Linked DNA regions of Homo sapiens: region 2 is linked to region 1. Evidence: read pairs that join two places in POLR2A ChIA-PET (ENCODE). Cell type or tissue: PC-3. All regions are shown on one strand.

Region 1 (8,000 bases):
TAATATTCATTATTTTGAAATTCATGGATGAGCTTTTATGTGTCCGTAAATTTGCAGAACTGTACAAGCTTTGTGTGTATGTACACATTTCTGGGGAGTAGGTCTGTGGTATTCATCAGCGCCTCTTAGAAGGATCCCAGACTTCCTAAGAGCCGAAGGGTTTCAGCCCGAGGGGTTCTCCTCCCTGTTTTTGGAGCACTTCTGACTTGGGCTCTCTGCTTTGAACATGTTGTTCCCCTTGTATGGAATATACTGCCCTAAACTCCTCCCCCACTTTCAGTAACAATAATAATAATAACGCTGACTATAATAATAGCAGCAAATGTTTATAGAGCATCTGCTATGTGGGTCTAATTTTTCTCTGAGTCTCAGCTTTCTACCTTGTAGGGGTATTGTGAAAATTAAATGAGACAATGTGAGCAGAACAGCTTATACCCTATTGGTATGTAGAATATATCCATACATCCTCTTTACATTCCTGCTTTTAGATGTCTTCTGTGTTGCTTTCTTGAAGTAAGCTAGGCCTCTTCTGAATCAATTTCAAGAGTCTTCATCAAACTCTATGGTAAGCCCTTGTCTAGGTCATGAAGTGGTAATGATGATAGGTATGTAGCATTTTACCACTTACTTGTATTACATATACTGCCTAATATCACAAGGTGCAAGAGCATATTCATCCATTCATTCATTCATAACCATCAGTTCAGGACCTACCATAGTCTAGCACTATATCTAGGGAGTTGGTTTCTGCCCCCAAGGAACTTGTCCCATGAAGTGGGGAGTTCTGTAGAGCAAATGCATAATTGATAGTACCTGTGCACTGAGGCGTTTCATCAGACTGAGGTGTTAGGGAAGATTCCTGGAGGAAGTGACACTGGAGTGAGTTGAGTGAGGAAGGATGGGGGAGGACATTTCAGCAGAGGGCCAAGCTCTGCAAGGACTTGATCTCCCTAGAAGCTAAGGTGGGCTTTGTTTGCTAAGATTTAATATACAGACAAAATAAAGAGTTTGAAAACAGCTCTAACTCCCTGCCCTGGTTGTGAGGTCCAGCAGAGTCTGGTCTCTGGTGACCTTGCAGGCTACATCCTCCATTGCTTTCTCCATCACTTACCATGGTCCAGCTACACTGGCCATGTTCACTGGTTGTGAACAAGCCTGCTCCTAATACAAGGTCTTGACACTGATGCTGCCTCTTGGAATGCTCTTCCACCAGATCCTCCCAAGCCTACCTCCTTCTCATACTCCATGGCTTAATTCACAGTCACCCCCTCTGAGAGGCCTACCTGACCACACAATTAGAGGAACCTCTCCCAGGAACTCCCTCATATGCTCATGCCTTTTGACTGCCTGAAATCCTCCTGCCCTCAATGGCAGCCATAAACATTCCAGAAATTCTGGACATTCTATCAGCCTGGTTTTCTGCCTAAAGATTTTGTGAGATCAGAGCCCTCCAAAAACTCTCAGTGGATAAGAAGCAGGAGAATAAACCTTTGTTGTTTTAAGACATTAAGTTCCTGAGATTGTTCGTTACTGCAACATAACTTAGCACATCCTGACAGATACATTGCTGTATCCTCCAGCACCCCAAAATAATCAGGCACATAGCTAAATACAACATAATTATGTGTCAGCCAAGTGAATAAGGAAAAGAAGAAAAGAAAGGTGGGAAGAAGAGGGGAGGAAAAAAGCCAAAGTTAGGATGAGGCTAAATAAAGTGACTCACAATGGGTCATCTTCTGCAGGACAGGGGTCTAAAATAGTAAGAATTCTTCCATCTAGAGATGTACTTCCCAAAGATTGAGATATCATGATAAAGGGCAGGCCCATTTGGGGTTTGTGATAAAATCCGGAGGTCTTGGGGACACCCACTCTTTTTAGTTGGTCATCAGGTAGATTTCTCAGTGATGTTACCGATCACACATGATGCCTGTGGTCTCCAGATAAGGACAGACTGTAGGGCTGCTCTTCAAGCAGGTTCTTTTGCATCTAGGCCCTTGATCCAATCTTGCATTCCTGGTATTGAACAAAAAAGCCTTCCCTGTTCACCTTGTATTGACCACATCCCTGTTGCCATTGGAAGGTGGCTCGCAGCTCTGGGATTACATCTGGCCCCAGAGGCTCTCAGCAGTGATGTATGTTGGAGCTCAATATACTCCTGGCTGGATGTTCCATAGAATAAAGAATGAGATCAATTAAAAACAGATGCCTTGAAACAACCATCAGGAGTCCTCTCTATTTCCAATCTCCAGAAGCCACACTGCACTGTTTCTCAGAGCTCAGGAAGGCTCTGGCTGGTGATGTAGCAGTGTGAAGGACCACCGAATTGTTGGCATTCTTTTGTTCTGAGGAGAATAAACCAGTTTGAGTTAAAATAAGAACCAGATTGCCCAAAAATGTTTAAGTCTTGGGATTCACTGCTTAAAAACAACTTCTTGAGTGTTTGAATGAGAACTTTTCCCAAGGATGGCTTTGGTGAGGGAGGAGAGGCTGCCAGATACTGCATCATTAACTAAATACCGCAGAAAATGGCTCTGTATTTTATTGCCTTGTGTGTTAAACTATGGAGAACAAGAAATTGGAAAGGCCTAAACCCATCCATGTTTAAAGAATGGAAAACAAAATGCCCCAGCTGTTCTGTTCAGGGAAGGATAATTCATAAACAGAGAAACAGGCAACACATTTCTGGATCTGGTTCAGCAGCAAGTTGGAAACCATCATGCTGGCAGGGCTCCTTTGGCCACCAAGCCCCGATCCCCACCTTCTCCCCTTGGATGTGCCTGAAGCCATGTCTCAGTCCCATCCTTGAAGAATTCATGCAGCAGGCCTGAGTCTGTTGAATTGCCTTGGTCCTTTTGGTGGCCATTTCTTGTTCACATGAGCCTTGCAGGGTGACACACAACCTGAAACTATTCCAGGGCTGCTGCCGTGACTCTTAAGGTTAGGTTTACAAAGAGAAAAGGGAAGAAAGAAAGTGGCAGTGATGAGATCCTGTTTGAATTCTATTAGAGCCTCCATTCAGGCCTGGAAAAATTTATCTGATGACATCTGCTTAACCTCCTGGGACATGGAAAAGGGGTGGGGCTTGTCGCCAAGAGGGCTTCCTCCTTCCTCCGCTTCCTGCAGCCCCTTGTTCAGCAGCGCCCTGGCTGCCTTCCCACTGGGCCTGGATACCCTGCTATCAGGGACCCCACCCTGCATGTTTGTGTCTGAGTCTGGAGGCCCCACGGCCTCTGGCTGTTGGCCTACTAGAGCAAGGCAGGCTTTCTCAGTCCAGCACAGGCGTTGGCTCTGGAAACGACGCTAGAGAGGACTCTAGAAGCCAATGGGTAAGAAACCCTAAGGCCTTTGTGGAACTCCCAGTGAAAAACATTGGTCAATATTTATTGCTTTGAAAGAGTTCTTTTTTCAGGGATGTTGGACTCTGTTATTTCCTTTGAGCAAAAGCATGGAATAATATAAATACATTCCATTCCATTCCATTTTGTTTATAGATTAATTGCTACTATGCAACTCTTTTTGAGCTACAAAACTGTCATTTTTTTCAAGTGGTTCAAACTACTATATTATTTTGACAGTGTCCTGGGAACTGTGGACAGGAAGTGCACATAAGAAAATGTCTTTCAGAGAACACAGCATCTAGTTGGGAGATGGGAGTGTAGGTAGACGACTACAGAACATTGTGGTTAGTGCAATTGTAGAGGTATATACCATGGGCGGAAAGAAAGCAGTGTCGAATCCTGCTTGAGTAGAATAGGAGAGCTTACCAGAATTGGTTCTTAGTGACAGCATGCACACAGTTTCTTTAAGACCACTTACTCTCTACTAGTACTTAGAGTAGGAAGAAGGAGAAATATAGCATTCTCTCTCTTTTTTTTTTTTTTTTTTAAGATGGATTCTCGCTCTGTTGCCCAGGCTGGAGTGCAGTGGCATGATCTCGGCTCACTGCAAGCTCTTTCTCCCGGGTTCACGCCATTCTCCTGCCTCAGCCTCCTGAGTAGCTGGGACTACAGGCGCCTGCCACCAAGCCCGGCTTATTTCTTTTTGTATTTTTAGTAGAGACGGGGTTTCACTGTGTTAGCCAGGATGCTCTCGATCTCCTGACCTCGTGATCCGCCTGCCTCAGCCTCCCAAAGTGCTGGGATTACAGGTGTGAGCCACCGTGCCCGGCCAGCATTCTCTTTTAAATTATTATTATTTTTTGAGACAAGGTCTCACTCTGTCGCCCAGGCTGAAGTGCAGTGGTTCAATCATAGCTCACTGCAGCCTCTACATCCTGGGCTCAAGCAATCCTCCTGCCTTGGCCTCCTAAATCCTTGGCTGGGATTACAGGCATGAGCCACTGCACCTGGCCTAAATTAAATTTTTTTTCCTAATAATTTTAGGCTTATAGAAAATTTGCGAAGATAGAACAAAGCATTCTCACATACCCAGTATCCAATTTCCCATAATCCTTTACACTGCCATGATGTATTTATCAAAACTAAGAAACTAGCATTTACACACTGCTATTAACTGAATTCTAGACTTTATTCAATTTCACCAGTTTTTCCATTGATGTCCTTTTGTTGTCCACATTGCATTTAAGTGTAGCAGTTTTAAAATACATCTGCAAATTCGGTAACACTCTTCCTAGAGAGAGTGAGGTCTGTATCCCCTTGCCTTGAAACTGGACAGGCTTTGGTGACTGTTTTGACCAGCAGAGAACAGTGGAAGTGACACTAGGTGACTTCTGCATCTAGGCCATACATAGTGGTTCAGATTCTGCCTTGCTCACTGAAACATTCACCCTTGAAGTCTCCAGCGTCATATAAAAAGGCCAACTGCCTTGAGACCGCCATGCTGCCAGGAAGCCAAGTAGCCAATGGAGAGAGACAACATGGAGAGGCCTTGAGACTCCACAAAGAGGGATGCTTACCTATGCTGCAGCCTCTCTACCTACCAGCTGCTCTGGCCTGGCCCTGTTCCAGCTTCACCCACGGTCAGACTGTAACCAAAGGAAGAGACCCTGAGCCAGAGCCCCCAAGCCAAGCCTTTCCTGAATTCCTAACTCACAGACGCTTTAAGGGATAATAAAATGATTGTTGTTTTAAGTGACTGCATATTGGGGAGTTTTGTTACACAGCAGTAGATAAGAAGAATATGACAGCTCCACCAGGAGATCTTAAATGAGGTATGAGGCCCATTCACATGAAATAACCTCCCAGACAGTCCAGCATTTCATTTTTCACACATTCCTTGAGCATCTATTGTGTACCAGGCACTCTACCAGGTGCTGGGGGAAGTAGGTGACTAAGATAGTTTCTGACCTTGAAGGTTCATAATCAGAAAGAAAAGCAGACAAACAAATGGCCACAGTATAATATGTTTAGTCAAAGTGTCATGAGACCAGAGAAAAGGGACAAATATTCCTGGGGGATTTGCTTGAGCTAAGAGTTGAAGGATGAATCAGAGTTTCCCATCGGGATAGGGGTGAGAGCACATGCTGTGTTTGGGGAACCTGGAATAGCTCTTCATGGCTGGAAACACAGGATTTATTTGCATAGTGTGCTTTTGTGGGTAGGAGTGGGTCAGGCATGGACTAGGAAGTAAAAGTGAAAAAGGCTCAACAGGGAGACTGAGGTCAAGTTTCCAGAGTGGAATCTGGGGTCACAAGTGGTATGTCATATCTGTTAGCCTGCATCTGATTGTCCTTCCAGAAACTTCCTAAGAAGATGATGTTTAAATGTTAGTCACTAAAAGGTGCCCTCAGGAATTTGGACTCAAAATATACATCCACTGCATGTAGCTTGATCTCCTGGAAGAATAAACTTTGTAAATGACCAGAGGTTAGGGTTTGAAAACTCTAAGAAAATCTGCCAAAGTATTGGCCAAGGGGTTTATGAGGTTTCTATTTCCATGGTTTGCCTTTTCCATGGAACCAAGTTTATGGAGGGTGGAGGTGGAGTGTGTGGAATGAAAGCATGCATCTTCAAAAGTAAACAGAGCTTTAGTGAAAGGAAATTGAATAAACTCTGTGAAGGCAACAACTGTGGACTGACATAGAAAAAAACGGAGTGAGGGAGAGTGAACTCAGGACTGTAGGAAAGTAAGTTACAGGAAGGGCTTGGCAGATGGGTCAGGGAACCTGGTGATTTGGACTTGGCAACTCGGCCTCAGTCAGACTCTTGCTGGGGCCAGTGCAGTCCCATCTTGTGTTTAACCTACTTTGAGTTTGTTTCTGTCCCCTGCCCACAGGAGAGTCCTGACCAATTCTCCAGGCTTATATATACTTCTTCATTTGATTGCCTTCAAAATGGTGGGGCTCAAGAAGACCAAATCATCTGCCCAAAGCCATACAACTGGTGAGTGGCAGAGCCATTTGACCTGGATATTCTGGTTCCAAACTTTGTTCTTTCCAGAAACCAGAGCCACACTGCATGCTTACTGCCCCCTTCTTACCCATCTTTCTGACAATCTGACTCTTTCTTCTCTCACCGTCTCTGCCAGGGAGAGATGGCCCATGCCCAGGAAGCTGCCCTGGACTCCCACAGACCCTGGACAATGGGCAGGAATGTTACTGTACAAGGTGATGTCTCCTCTAATTTTATTTCTCCAACTTAGACATAGGTAGAGAGGAAATAGCTCTCAGGGGCCATTCAAGGCAAGGCAAAGAAGGTAATATTGCTATAATCAAAGATTAGGTAACCAAGGCTCAGATAAGTTGTCCTTGGGCCAAGCTTTCAGAGCCAAGAAGTGGACAAAGTAGAATTTAAGACCCAGTCTCTCTGACTTCAAAATCCGTGATCTCCATGTTCAGAACTTTTGATGCATTATTATCATGACTGATGATAAAAACAATACAATTAGCTAATACTTGCATGGTACTTGCTATGTGCCAGGCACTGTCCTTATGCTTACAGTAATTATCTAATTTAATCTTCATGATGATCCTATGCTATATTTTGTAGGCAGAAAATGCAAAGCAAAAGTGATTAGAAATGAATCTTCAGGGTAGGTGATCTTTTACCTTTGCTTTTCCCCCTTCCTCTCTAGCTTGGCACCTTTTTTGCATCCTGTTTGTACTTGGTGGTCTGGGTAAAAAGTTGGGCCTTGGTGAATCTAGATAACCCCAGATAAAGATCTGTAATTTGCTTTCTCGCACCCTTCTGGGTTCAGTGGCTTCCATTCACACCCTCCTTATTTCTTAGAGTTCCCGGCCAGGGGACCTTTTCCATTTGAGTCTCATTTCCTTACCTGCCTTCCCACCTCCTCCTGGCCAAGACCAATCTGTCTTTTTGACAACTGGACACCTGCTGCCAAGAGCAATAATCCCCATGTGTACAGGGTGTTACCAAAGGGAACAGGGTGGGGAGAGAGAAGGGAAGGGCTTCCTGCCAGCAGCCCAGTGGGCAAGGGAAGAGAAGTTGGAAGGTTTATTGGGCCTGGAGGATCTATCCAGGGGAGGCAGGAGGGGCCAGGAGCAGCTAAGGAATAACAGAGGGTGGGAGAAGCAAGGAAGCAGCAGGAAACAGAAGGGCAGTTTACAACCGGAAAGGGAGGGAGGGAGGGAGTGATTGGAAGGGAGTGGTGCTAGCAGAGGAGGAAGAGGTGGGGGATGTTAGTTACATTTGTACAGAATTTCATTGCTTACACAGCTATTTTGACCTCCATTATTATACCAGGGAGCCTTCATGAGCCTGCCCATTTTGCTGAAAAGTAAGTTGAGGCTGAAATCATAAGTGGGTCATTGAAAGCTTGCTGGGCACCAACTACATGCCAGGTAAGGTCCCAGCTGCTTTTCTAATGCTTCACTGGCAATCCTCAAAAGCCAGCTGCAGGAGGAAGGTAGAAGTAGCTTCTCCTTTATAGCTGAGGAACAGGCTCTGGTTAATTCCCACATTTTAGAAATACGCACTGAGCAAGCACTGCTTCCCAGGGACCATATAAAGGCTGGAAGGGCATTCAGTGCCAACACTTCCCCTGGGCCAGGGTTGTCCCCAGGTCTTTGCACACATGTTTTT
Region 2 (8,000 bases), 450 kb after region 1:
AAACCCAATCTTAAAGATTTTCTTTGCTTTTCTCATCTAGAAGAAAACCTATCTTGTGTGCGACACTTTCTCAGAAACTCTTTGCCTGTGCCTCTGTCTCCTCCATTAGACCAAGTGCAAGTCTTATGCCTGGGTGTACTACACAGGGCTGGTGCACAGTAGGCCCAAGGGAATGTCCATTGAACAGTTAAGCTCCTTGGGGGCAGGGGTGGATATTTGTAGACCAACAGTGCTCATAACATCCACACGTGGTAATCCCCTAAACAGGCATTTCATAAGTATACTGGAACTTTGATTCCAAGCAACTAGCAGAAAAGGATAAAAAGGCACACTGGGCATTCAGGAGGCAGCTGCCCCAAGTCCAGTGGCCATGAGCGGCAGTATCACAGCAGTTCAGGATTTTCAGATCTTACAAGGAGTGTAAACATGGGCAAGTGACTTAGTTTTCTGTGCCTGTTTATCCGCCTGAAAAATGGGGATGATAATGGTGTTCACCTCTTAGGGTTACCATGGGGATGAATTCAGGTCAGTGACTGACATGCTTAGACTATCGCCTGGCATGTAATTGCTGCTATGTAATTGTTTGCCATTATTATTACTCCATGATTGGATAACAAGAAAAGAAACCTCAAGTTTCAGGCCCAAATAGGAGCCCTCCATTTATCACAAGAGAAGGTATAGACGAGAGAAAATGGTGTGGTGTATCCCCAAATGAATACAGCAACTAGCTTCCCATTGTCCAGAGCTGTGTTCTCAAAATAAAGACCATGGACTTCCCCCATCACATTCACTTGAGTTGCTTGGTTAAAATGCAGAAGATACTCGGGTGTCCCCAAGTCCCACTCCAACCCTGTTGAATCAGAATCAGACTCTCTGAGGTCAGTGCCAAGGATGGTATATTTTAACAGGTGCACCTAGGAGATTCCCACATCCCTGAAAATTTAAGAGCCACTGGACTGAATAAGCTCCTCACCCAGAGGATCTGTTTGTTTGCTCATCACTATATACCCAGAGCCTCGCATAACGCCCAACCTGTAGTCCATGCTCGACAAATATCAGATGAATCCATTACATGGTTTCACCTCTAGAAGTATTTGTTCCATTTGTTTGAAGACTCACTATGTGTTAGGCTCATGCAAAGCAATGCTGATTCAGGCAATTTCATTCATTCTGAAAATCGTTACTGGGTGCTTAGTGCATACCAGGAACTGTTCTAGACACCGGAGATACAAAAAATGTGATGAACGAGGTTGCTCAGAGACATAATACTTTATAGATCATAATGTGTGCTATGGAGCTAATAAAGCAAGGTAAGGGGCCAAGTGTGTGCCATGTCCTCATTCAACCTAGTGTCTAGAGCAGCACTAGTCCTGCCCAGCAGAACTTTCTATGATAGTGGAAATGATCTATTCTGCAACATCCCATGATAGCCACTAGCCACATGGGGCTACTGGGCACTTGAAATGTGGCTGGTGCCACCGAGGGACTGAATGTTTTATTTAATTATAATTAATTTTAACTTTAATAGCCATATGTGCCCATATTAGACAGTGCAGGTCGAGAGGCAAAGAGGCAGATATGTGAGCTGGAAATTACAACAAAAGGCAACATGAGCTATGAGGAGGGGAAGACAGAGCACCATGTGCTATATCAAATGCCTCTCACCCAATTACCAGATGCCCTAATGTTCTCTGGCTCTGGGAATTGAAAGAACAAGGTCAGGTACGAGGCATTGTGCTTGGGCTGGAATTTTTATAGCCCATGATCAGTTGAAAATGGTATGCAGCCCGGCCAAGCCCCAGAGACTGCAGCTCAGGATCACACCACCATCTGCAAAGCCAGGCCACAGCTGCCAAAGAGATCTCTTTCCTCCCCGTCATTCTGCTGATGGTCATTTTGTCCTTGGCTACAACGTCCCACTGGGCCCGAGACACTGCAAGGATTTTATGAGATTTCTTTGCTTCAAGCGTAAGTACGAGTACAAGCCTCCTAAATTCCACCGGAAAATTGGTGGCTAATCCAAACATTTCATAAAATTAGAACTCATTGTGGGGCTGAATGGAATTCAGACTGTGCCGCCACCAGAGAAATGCAAAATATTCGTTATAATTTTTTCCTTCATGAGCTGTTTTAAGAAGCAAGTGCTTTTTCTGCTTGAAGCAAAGGGGTTGGGGGAAAGGAAGAGTTTTTGTTTTTGTTTTGTTTTCTCTGCGGTTTGCAAAAAGCATCACCAGATGAAAAAGTAAGGAATCCTGCCTGATTCCCTAATCCCTCAACTAGCAGGAATAATAATAAACCATCCCAATCTCAACTGTTCTTGCCTTTATAAAGACAGTATTTTTCCTGGAAAATGGGATTTTTTCCTGGAAAATTTGATTTTTGCTCCTTAATTTTTTCTTAGGCTTCAGCCCTAGAATTTTTATATCCTGGGATCTCATTAGCAGAGGAGATATTGCAATCATTCATGCATGCATGCACATCAGCAATATTAACTTGCCAAGCACTGTTCTAGGCACTTGGGGTACATCAGTAGGCAAAACTGATGAAAACCCCTGCCCTGGCTTGCCTTTTAGTAGGGGAAGGCAAACAGAAGAGAATTCAGCAACTGCCACTTTGAAACAATTTTGGGGCAAGACATGAAGATTCACAAAATGCAGTTTCTAGAAGCGGCTGGAATGTAAGCTGCAAGGAAGGGAGCAGAAACGTCATCTGTCTCACCATGGCTGTCTCCCTACCATCCAGAGTGGTATCTCACACAGAAAATGCAATCAATAAATATCTGTTAAATGGCCAGGTGTGGTGGCTCATGACTGTAACCCCAGCACTACAGGAGGCTGAGGCAGGTGGATCGCCTGAGGTTAGGAGTTTGAGACCAGCCTGTGCCCCGTCTCTACTAAAAATACAAAAATCAGCTAGGCATGGTGGTGCACACCTGTAGTCCCAGCTACTCGGGAGGTTGAGGCAGGAGAATCACTTGAACCCGGGAGGTGGAGGTTGCAATGAGCCGAGATCACGCCACTGCACTCCAGCCTGGGCGACAGAGCCAGACTCCATCTCAATAAATAAATAAATAAATAAATAAATAAATAAATAAATATCTGTTGAATGGATAATAAATTTTAAAACAAAAATCTGGCCCAGAGCGCTCATCTTACAGATAAGTTAGCTGAAGCCATGGAGGGGCATGTCTTGCCCAAGGTCACACAGCTTAAGTTGTGGCAGTGATGGAACCAGCAGCCAAGTCTCCCAACATACCTAGACTCATAACACTCCACAGCCATTTGACAAATATTTCTTGCATTCTGACTGTGTGCCAGGCACTGAACTAGGCACTGGGAGCATATAAATGAGTAAGACATAGAACGACTGGGATCATGAAATTAAGTTCTTCATATTGCTATTTTCCCAAGCACGGAGGCAACTTCTCTGTGCTTTAAGTCCGGCTCCAACAGTGGTTGTAATCATGAACCCTGAAGTCAGACGGTCCAGCCCTACATCCTGTGATCCTGGCTCTGTGACTTTGGGCAAGTCATTGGACTTCCTCTAAGCCTCTGCCTCCTCATCTATGAAATGAATGTGATAATAATACAGGTTCAAAGGCGAAAAAGCACGTAAATAGTTAGAATAGTGCCTGGCACACACTGATCACTCAATGATTCCTGCTATGAGGGTTGTTAAGGGAAAAATGCTCCCTCTGCTCTGGACCTTCCTACACAACCAAATAAGTGGAGATTTCCACTTCATTTTTCTCCTCTCCAGGATCTCTACTACCTGCTTCACGCCCACACACTCATTCATTTCCTCCCTCAGTGTTCCATTTGGTCCTGCCTGAAAAACAGATACCCACTAACCATGAGGATGATGAAAAATGAGGTTCTTCCCAGAGCAGCAAGCACATCACTGCCCTGTCTTTCCAGGCAAACACGTTCACGGCTGGGCTTTGAGCTCACCAGAGACACAGACCATTAGTCTCCCCCCTGCATGCCTTCTGCTAATGGAAGAAAGAGTTCACTATCAAATCTACTAAGAATCACACAAGGTAATTATCTTGCCTCAAGGACCACTGAGAGCTTCTAAGGTTTGCTGGCATCTGTCTTAATTGATACTGAGAAAGCCAAGGCTGCCTAACGGATGTGTTTGATAGAAAGTAATAAAATTCTGAGAGATTAAAGAAGAAAAATAAATACAACAAGAAATCAGTCTCCTTAAAAGGACCAGCAAGGAGGGATAAATGTGGACCACAAAGACTGAAGATCTTCAAATGTCAGGGTTAGATGCACATTCTAGAATCAAGAGGTGGGTGAACTCAACGGGGCAATATCTTACTCCCTGTTGCCTCCCCCAGTGCCTAGCACAGTGCTATTTGAATAAATATTTTTAAACCAGCTACCTGGGAGAGGCAGAAGGGAACACCTGCCACAAGAAAAAATGACAGAGATATTTCTACTCTTTCTTGGGAAGCAGTCTAGGCTCATAATTTCGAGCTCAGACAGACATGGGTTGTATTCCTGCCATCATCCCCAAGTTACAAACAGTGGGGCCCTGGGCCTCAGTTACCTCTGGGCAAAGTCAGGTGACAGCATCTATCTCATAGAATGGTTCTAAGAATTCAGTGAGATGACACAGGCAAATTACTCAGCACAGAGCCTGGCAAAGTGCTCAGTAAAGGTTAGCTTTATTTGTTCATCTTCAAGGATGAAATAGTAGTAAACATATGAGTCAATTCTTCCCTCTAAGTGAGACTGCAAAAACAGCCCTTCCCCTGGGGACAGGGCTCTCTTAAGTCTTTTCCTCATCCCTGGAATCTTGCCTCTAGCCTACCTGTCATCCAGGATCAAGAAGCCAAGCTCTCCTGGGTGCTCAATGTGCCCAATCACTGCTAAAGCCTTGGGAAGAATAAGTGGTGTCCACAGGGAGATCCTGAGAGCAGAGGCAGCCAGGAGCCTCTGGCCTCACTGGGACCAAAAGCAAAGCCCCTTTAAAGTCTAAGCATCTAAGGAATGAGCAAAGATTCCTCTGAGCTGCCCAGCAGAACATGAGCTTACCCTCCTCTGAATCACAAATAATAACAAATAACACTGCTTGACAAGTGGCTTCATGTCAGGCACTGTTCTCAGAGTGTGTGTGGTCCATGAGTCCTTGTGACAACCTAGGAGTTAAGTTCTATTACCAACCCATTTTACAGATGAGAAAACTGAGAGGTTCTTTGAGGATGAGCATTTTCTTTTTATTTTCTTTTATTTGAGACAAGTTCTTGCTCTGTTGCCCAGGCTGGAGTGCAGTGGTGTGATCGTAGATCACTGTGGCCTCCAACTCCTGGGCTCAAGCAATCCTCCCATCTTGGCCCCCCAAGTAGCCAGGACTACAGACGCAGGCCACTATGCCCAGCTAACTTTTCAATTTTTTTGTAGAGATGAGGGAGTCTCACTGTGTTGACCAGGCTGATCTAGAGCTCCTGGCCTCAAGTGATCCCCCTGCCTCCCAAAGTGTAGGATTACAGGCAGAAGCAACCACACCCAGCATGGGTGAACATTTTCTGTCTCACATAGAGTCTAGTTCAGAAGCCACCTCATACACGTGTTTCAGAAAGCCTTGGCTGCCTTGAGCTGAATAGAATGTATTTGCATCCCACAGAACCAGAGAGCAGGGAAGGCGAGCAGACCTCCCTAAACATAGGCTGACAGTCTACACAGGGAGACTCTCCGTACACTTGCAAAGTGTGTATGAGAATTGAAGATACTTCCTGCTTTCCCCAGCAAGGAGCCCTTCTGCCAAAAAACAAGCAATAGGAAATGCAGCCTTTCAGTGAATCCTAGGATTCTCTTCCTACGAGCTGGAAGGGACCCTTAAGGACATTTTTGTCTCAGGCCCTCAATTTACAAGTGAAGCAAGTGTGCTCGACACAGCAGCACCTACTGTGTGCAATGCCCCGTGCCCAGGCTGCTGCAGGGACAGACAGGACCAAGACCCCATCCTGCCTTTCCAAAGAGGCCTCCTTCCAAAACTTAGATTTATGGACCATTCACTGTGGGCGACACACTTTTCTAAGAACTCGACATACAATTTGTTAACACTGCAACTCCCATTTCACAGACGAAGAAACCGAGTCACAGTTGATTATCTCAAGGTTACATTGGAGGTTCATGTTCTTTCAAACCCAGGAAGCCTAGCTCCAAATTCTCTCTTTTCTTTTTCTTTTTTTTTTTTTTTGACACAGAGACTCGTTCTGTTGCCTAGGCTGGAGTGCAATTGTGCAATCTTCTCTCACTGCAACCTCCGCCTCCCGGGTTCAAGCGATTCTCCTGCCTCAGCCTACTGAGTAGTTGGGATTACTGGTGTGCGCCACTGTGCCCAGCCAATTTTGTATTTTTAGTAGAGACAGGGTTTTGCCATGTTGTTCAGGCTGGTCTTGAACTCCTAACCTCAAATAATCCACCCACCTCGGCCTCTCAAAGTGCTGGGATTTACAGGAATGAGCCACCACTCCCGCTTCCCTTTTTGATGTATAGATTGGACGGTCCACTTCCCTTCCATGATCCTGTAGAAGACTGGGACATGAGTGACCTCTGGCAGTTGGGGTGAACCACTCGTGAGCTGAGCCCAGTTCATAGTGAAATGGCAGCAGCCAGCAAGGCTTCGTTTGAACCTGCTGCAATCAAGCACCTTTGTGGCCCGTGAGCCTGACACAGACAAAAGTGAATGGGGTCCCGCTGGAGATAACTAAGAGAAGCAGCTGCTACCTTTTTTAAACAGGGAAATTGCCCTTCAGCCAAACAGACGAAAGTTGAGCCCTAAGCCACTCACCATTCCCCGCCCTTCCAGGGAAGGAGCTAACACCTACCACAGCCTCCACTTAGCGCCTTCCCCCTGGAGATCTCCATATCTCTAATAAAAGTAAGGGAAGTGGAATTCTTTTCTCAAATTTAAAAGGCAAATCATGATGGTGTTTTTTCAAGACATACATTAACTCCGCACCCCAGCCGGTTTGCAATACTTAAAGTACTTGATTTACAACCCAGAAAAAAATGTTTTGAAAACCTTGCAGATGCATTTTGCATCTAAACCTTGCACACTCTGCAGAGCTGATTACCTGGGCTTCTCAGATGGAGGGCTGGACTCTGAACGAAGCCAGGCCAGTGTGAGAGCAGCCTGAGGAGGCTGCTGAGCTCTGAAAAACTACCCGCCTGGAGCAGCCTCCAAGAGTGGGAAATGGGTTTGGGATGGGCTTGAGCCACCTCTCCAGCTGCTGTCACTGAGAAGCACCTGGCAATGCTGTGCATACAATGCTAAGGGGAAGCGTGACCCAGAGAAGGAGGAGGATGGAGCCCCAGGGCCTTCCCTGCTGACTCCCGCCTTCACAGACCTCTCCCTTCTCAGGATTGCTGGTGCTTCTTCCCGCAATTGTTCATTCAATCATTCATTCATTCTTACTGAGCACCCACTAGATGCCTAGCACTGGGCTACAGGCTGGGCTGCAGTGACGAGTGAGACAGACAGCAGCCCTGCTGCCTTTCTAATAGACAAGGAAGAATGGAGCCTACAAATAGTCCAACACACACTCTCCATGTGCTCACAAGGACACGAGACACGGGGCTGAAACAAAGAAGTAAGGAAGTGGTGGTCTGAAGACCCATGCATGAGCCTTGAAGGACATGGTAAATTCAGACTTTGGGTCCCATGCAACCATGGGAGGATTTTAAGCATGGAGAGCCATGAGCCAAGATAAGAAGGTCACTGGGTACTCCACCCTAGTACTTCTCCCTGAAACAGTAATATTACCTCTAGTTTTCAAGAGCCTACTATGCACCAGGCTCTGTGCTGGAAGCTTCCAAATCCTATTTCTGATGGCAATCTCACTTGGTAGGATATTTTGCACTTGGTAGGATACTTCATAGCTGCATTTTCCAGATGAGTAAACAGAAGCCAGAGAAAATGAGCAGCTTGCCTGGGACCATCTAGCTCCTGGGTAGCAGGACAGAATTTGAACCCAAGTCTGTCTG

The links. Peaks named below come from ENCODE experiments on the same cell type or tissue, not always from the same donor. Only the 100,000 strongest peaks of a DNase experiment are listed, where the experiment ranks them.
Region 2: POLR2A ChIA-PET joins it to region 1 with 13 read pairs; 3 of 35 experiments call an interaction of 5 or more read pairs at or near these places.

What each region holds. Positions count from the first base shown.
Region 1 is chr12:105,669,556-105,677,555 of GRCh38, forward strand. No RefSeq gene overlaps it. Among named protein-coding and RNA genes, the nearest start is that of CASC18, 31 kb to the right of the region's middle. In PC-3, no CTCF peak of the experiment used is centred here; no DNase peak of the experiment used is centred here.
Region 2 is chr12:106,121,940-106,129,939 of GRCh38, forward strand. The region is part of intron 1 of NUAK1 (NUAK family kinase 1); the gene reads right to left. LOC124903007 (a long non-coding RNA gene) reads left to right here and starts at 1,779. Exons shown (of 2, transcript XR_007063442.1): 1 at 1,779-1,968; 2 at 2,574-2,791. RefSeq lists an enhancer at 7,976-8,000. In PC-3, no CTCF peak of the experiment used is centred here; a DNase peak (open chromatin) is centred at 4,722; H3K27ac peaks cover 2,145 bases.